2 separate regions of the Homo sapiens genome follow, and region 2 is linked to region 1. A link is a loop called in an ENCODE intact Hi-C map of the cell type or tissue named here. Cell type or tissue: ascending aorta. All regions are shown on one strand. Each heading gives the region's core, and the rest is flanking DNA. Links, peaks and the distances in the headings are about the cores only. Region 1 overlaps PTPRQ (protein tyrosine phosphatase receptor type Q). Region 2 overlaps PTPRQ (protein tyrosine phosphatase receptor type Q).

Region 1 (2,935 bases), core at 178-2,677:
TCACCTAAAGTATTTTAGGTACATTTTTTTATACATTAAAATACGAACGGTTTGATTTATGAATTTTCACATGGTGACTCTAATTGGATATGCTTGGGAAAGGAGGCATGAAGATGAATAAAGAATCCTCTTTATTAGGTAATAATGAATCACTGGGCCTTAGAACTCAGTGGGAAAAAAATGTTCTCATAGACCACACAAAAAATTTTTTTTAGATTAGATTACCATTTCAAAGCACTGGCCAAATGAGGAAATGACATATAATATATTAATAAACAATATGTAATCCTTTGGGCACATGAATTACAAAAGTGTCACTAAGAGAGGACAAAATGTTCCCTGATTATCAAGTACACTTTCTGATTCACTGTTATGCATGGACCCACAGAGCATTAACAGTAGAGAATGATGTCACTTCTCCAAATCCTTTAATAGAAAATGGAATTCTTTTACTTAAAAATATAAACATGTTTCTTTTTGTAGTAGGTGCAAGTCATTTCTGACTAGACTTAAAATCCTGTGACAAATCACATTAAATTGGTCTGTTTACATAATAAATTGTACTACTATAATTTGGCAAATCATAATTCTAAAGCACTAATTTTTCATAAGTATTATCTTCTGACTGAAGTTATCATTATTTAAATTCAGCATATGTATCCAACTTTTTAAGTCTGTTTTTAAGCCTATTCTCTAAGGAGAAACTTGAATTCAATTAGATATAAAGCTCATAGTACAATGCCTGGCTCCTGATAAAGATGCATATAAAATGGAAAGTCTTTTCCTCCTTATTTCTCCCTCTCCTTCTTCTCCTCCTCCCCTTCCTCCTCCTCCTCCTCTTCCTCCTTCTTTATTATTATTATTATTATTATTATTATTATTATTATAAAAATTGAGTTCTTATAACAGGACTAAAGTATAGGGAGTTCATCTTCTCTTTTGGCCCAGTGCTAGTCACCTAGGGTATTCAAACACTGAGCAAATAATTTACTAAAAGTTACTCAATTCCATAAGTCAAGAAATAGAGTTAGATAGGAGGAATAAATGATAAGTGCTTGAGGTGATGGATTTGTTAATTAACTTGATTCAATAATTGCACATGGTATACATATATCATGGCATCACTCTGTTCCCCATAAATATATACGTGTATAATTTGTCAATATTCAATAAAATTTTAAACATATAGATTAAAACACCCCATTGGGATGAACATCATTTTCATCCATACAGACAGGAAAAAATTTAAAGGTAGCTAATAAAGTGTTTGCTAGGGTGTGAGAAAAGTCACATTATTCGGTGTTAAAAAAATAAAAAGAAACCATATCTCTAAACACAAAAGCAACACATGCTTATCTGTGAACACTAACCTCAAAAGCCAAGACAAAGTGTGAGAAAAGAGAGCTGCTAGAAATAATTAAAACTATCAAGAAGAGAAAATGGTACAGCAAAGATAGGTTGTGGGAGCAGAAACATCACCCATAGTAATGAACTGGGGGCTACTTGGGGACTTAGTGATTTGCAGGTAGTGTGTGCAGTGGTTACAAGTACAGCACTGACTGAGGTCACGCTGCCTGGGTCTGAAAGCAGGTTCTGCCACCACCTTTGGGATGGTTAAAAAGCTTGGTCAAGTTAGTAAAAAACACAATGCTTCAAACTTCTTACCTAGAAATTGGCGCTATGTAAATAGGAGGTGTTGTTACAGAGTTGCAGTGAAGATGCATGAGTTTATATGTAAAACCCCTTAAAGACTTGGTACATAAACAATGACAGGTATCTTTATTAACAAACATTTCATATTTATTCATCCATTTTATTCATCTGATTTAATCTCCTAGTTAGCTTCTAAAATGAGTATTAGTATTCTCATTTTAGAAATAAGATTTCAGAACTTAAAAATAATTTTTTAAGTAACTAACCCACAATCTCATAAATTCAATATATACCAAGCCTGCCTGAAATACGTCTGTCTTGACTACAGAGTATGTGAGGTTCACCACCACATTACCACTGTCTCGTTAACAAAATACAATCTTCCTCTGTTCCTCTGGTGACTTTAGGGAAGTAATCCTTTGGATGCAAAAGATACATAGCAACTCCCTATTTCTGAATCTAAGTGAGCACATTGGAACTTTTCATTGTTAGCATAGTAATTAAATGAGAAGTGTTATGACAAAAGAAAACAATCACAGAGTGCCTTTGCCATGGGGTTTAAGATTTCATCATGTTCAGCTTTAATGAGAGCCCTGTAAGGTACAGAAACGGGTGTCTGGTTTTCAAATCACAGGATCCCTCTATAATTAAACCTTGTAATCAAAACATTGCCTACAAGCACTTTCCATAAACTGATGTGCCTAGGGAAGATTTTTTCAAAAAGTTTAAGAGGGTTTTTTGTGAATTTTGATAATAAAAATGCCAATACTCAATCTTGAGTAAAAACGAAATCAAATAAGTTTCAAGTATTTATTTAGGATTAAAATAATGCATACGTTATCTTCCCTGTTTATCCCTACAGGCCAGAAAGGTTTCCCTAAATGCAAACTGCTCTTCCACAGACTCATACTTATCCATCCAGTGAAGTTCTACCTGGCCATCTCTCACTTGTACTTTCATTAGTCCCTTTCACTAAACTTAAACATTTTTAAGATTATCAGTCTATGGTGATTCTTTTGCCCCTAATTTTAAACTCCAAATAATAACGTCTCTGAGAGGCATAATTACCACTACAATGGTCTGTGGAAACAGAGTCGTGCAAAAGCTCTTAAATCCCAAAGTTTCAACAGACAGGCAACTCGGCTTAGTGCTCATTGCCTGTGGTGTGCAAAATACCAGTGAATGAATGCTTATCCCCTGGTGGGTGGATGACCTTGATGGGACCTAGACTTCTCTCTGTAGTCTGGGATTACATGCACACATATGTCTTCAGCAGCTTACC
Region 2 (2,935 bases), core at 115-2,614, 75 kb after region 1:
TAAATTAGAAGTATGCAACAGGCTGTAAAATTTTTTCCAATCTGAACAATAAATTCCCAGTTCTTACTAACCTCTTATCAACAAACAATTCATGTGAATCCATAAAAAATCAATTACCTAATAAATATTGTAATCATAAATATAATTACCTACTAGATGCAGAACAATTTTAAAAATAAAAATCAAAATATTTTTGAAGCAGCAATTAATACTCATGCTTTATATAAATGATTCTCCTTAAAGAATTTTTATATTTATATGGGAGAAAATATTTATAATTTTGCCTGATGGGAATGTGGAAATAATATATTGTAATGGAGTAAAAACCTCTATGAAAAATAATGAATTTTAGAAGAAAACAATTCATTTCTTTCTTCTACAACCATTTGAATGCCTACAATGTCCAAGGCTTTCTGTTAGAACTGTGAGTAAATAAAGACAAATAAGACATGGTTCCTACAAGCAAAGAGTTTGCGGTGGAAATGAGTGGTTCCCAAATTCAGCATTGTATTATTCACATGTCTTGTTTAAATGAAGATCTGAGTCCTAATTCCCAAATTCTGACTCCATAAGTCTAGAACCATGCCACAGTGCTGCACATTCTGATGCAGAATTCAAGCTTTGAGAAGCAATGGTACTCAGTAGTAGGAAAGTACATAGTTCATAGTACAATATGTTTAATAACTGCTTAATTCTTTGATTTTGAATCCCCTCAATCTCTACATATGTTGCCTTTTAATCCTGAGTTAAGACGGAATTCAAATTTCCAAATATATATATATATATATATATATATATATATATATATATATATATATAATTTTTTTTTTTTACAAAGACCTGGACCTTAAATTTAGGTGGCTCTACATCAGGTGCACATTGCGATTTGGATTATGAATCACAGTTCTACTAACTGAATTTCTGCTTCATTCCTGTGTCTAAGCTGTCACTTTGAGTACCAGTATACTCAATATTACTTTTAATGGCAAAAACTGCAGTTACTTTTGCACCAACCTAGTATCTCCTGCCTTGTTCCTGAATCTCTCATTTATTTCAGATATGTTGTCCTGTAATTTTATTTGCCAGTTCTCAAAGACTCAGCTCCTGCCCAATGATCAAGACCATTATACCTGGTGCTAGACCACCCTGATGCAGACCACCTACCTGGATTTTGACATTTTGACATTTTTTCTTCCCACAGACTCCACATAGCAATGATGTGCTGGCCACCCACTGGGAAAACACCTGTCACCCCTTGATGGACCTTTCTGACACTGTTTGCCTGTCCTCAAAAGTTCCTGGTAATCTACTCCAGTACTCTCCAATACATACAGAATATCGGAATTACCTAGAGAGATTCTTAAGTGCATGGATTCTTAAGCTTCACTCATTGAGGCTATGAGTCAGCAAGTCTGGGATGAAGTCCAGAAATGCCATTAAAGGCTTTAATAAAGAAGGCACATTTAAGCTGGGCTTTTAAAAATGAATAAAATTTTATGTGTCATAGAAAGGGAAAATAATAATACAGTTAAAGGAAGCAAAGCAATCTGATGATGAAAAATGGTTGGATATGTTTAAAGAAGAGAATCTAGTCAATTATTAGTTCATACTAGATGTTTAATAAATGTTTTCTGAGTTAAAATACTGAAATAGTGAAATAGCATGCTAAATAAATGAAGTTTGGCTGGAGACATCAGCTATATGAGAAGATACAATAAAAGGATATAAGAATAAAAAGCTAGAGAGAAGCCAAATTCTAATTAGCGATGGATTCTGGGATATTTTCTAGACAATGAGAATGAGCAAAATATTTGGAGTATTTTAACCCATCTCCTACACATGGTGCCTTTCATTATTACTTCTGTGCTTCAGGTACCCAACTTGACACGTCTAAACTTTATTGTTCAGATATTACATTTCACCTGCCAATGTATAAATGGTCTAATTGTATGTTAGAACCAATTCAATTAAGTGAGTAGGAGGAAAGATGAGACTTATGGGTAGGCTAAAGTAGTGTGGGTGATAAGGCTAGTTAAGATGTTATTACAGGAAGCAACAAGGTCCCTCTAATATACAATGGTGGTGGCCAAGGTGGAGAAGGGGCAAATTGCAGAGCCCTGATGGAAATTGAATTGATAAGACCTGATTGTATGTAGAAGAGATGGAGTAAGGAATTGTATAAAACTATGAGGCTTGGGGTCCAATGGATTGTCAAGAACAGGCATAGAAAACTAAGAAAAAGACAGTGATTTCATGTAACACAAATTCCATTTCATATATATTTGGAGTTGATACTCCAACTAGGTCTTCAGTTGGGATTTTTCAACAATTTGGGTGAATGTGCAAGAAAAAGAGAAAGAGGATAAATGCAGGAGATATTAGAATAAATTGATGGGGTAATATCCTAGAGAAGACATAAGATTAAAATGAAAATGAACAGCTAGATCCCTGAAAGAGGAAGGCAAGGACTTCCTAAGAGAAGATATCTGGAGGGCATAAATAAAGACATGGATAAATTTTGATGGAAGGAGGGCCTATCAATATATTTGATATTATTAGTAAAATAACAATAAATATGGATGATGGGGGAACAGACTAGGTTCAGAAAGAGAACAATTTTCATATGGAATAGAGAGTATTCCTATGAACATATTTCCTATGAAGAATAAACAAGGGATACATAGAAAATTTTGGAGCAGCTGGGACAATTAAGGACGATGAATTTATAGACAAACAAAGTAGAATCATTTCTATTTTTTCCTAGAAATATTTACCAGTCAGCATCTTGGAAAAAACAAATAATGGGGCCTTCTCAGAGTGAGGAAGCTTCCTGGAGGGTAAGTCACAATGACATGGTATGAGATCTAAGGAGCAAAGAGATGGTGTTGTTGAAATGTAACTATTCCATCCTGGAAAGGGAAACACCGTAGTCTGA

Evidence for each region. A loop is a pair of places that touch in the nucleus more often than their neighbours do. Peaks named below come from ENCODE experiments on the same cell type or tissue, not always from the same donor. Only the 100,000 strongest peaks of a DNase experiment are listed, where the experiment ranks them.
Region 2: a loop joins it to region 1, with 4 times the contacts of the local background. A loop is called at or near these places in 1 of 110 quality-filtered maps.

The regions. Positions count from the first base shown.
Region 1 is chr12:80,625,298-80,628,232 of GRCh38, reverse strand. All of the region lies in intron 33 of PTPRQ (protein tyrosine phosphatase receptor type Q), which reads right to left. All of the region lies in intron 1 of LOC105369867 (a long non-coding RNA gene), which reads left to right. Among named protein-coding and RNA genes, the nearest start is that of MYF6, 81 kb to the left of the region's middle. In ascending aorta, for the core only: no CTCF peak of the experiment used is centred there; no DNase peak of the experiment used is centred there; H3K27ac peaks cover 1,130 bases.
Region 2 is chr12:80,550,530-80,553,464 of GRCh38, reverse strand. All of the region lies in intron 25 of PTPRQ (protein tyrosine phosphatase receptor type Q), which reads right to left. LOC105369867 (a long non-coding RNA gene) reads left to right here. Exons shown (of 5, transcript XR_007063388.1): 3 at 1,202-1,301; 4 at 2,765-2,837. Among named protein-coding and RNA genes, the nearest start is that of PTPRQ, 110 kb to the right of the region's middle. In ascending aorta, for the core only: no CTCF peak of the experiment used is centred there; a DNase peak (open chromatin) is centred at 1,366; H3K27ac peaks cover 719 bases.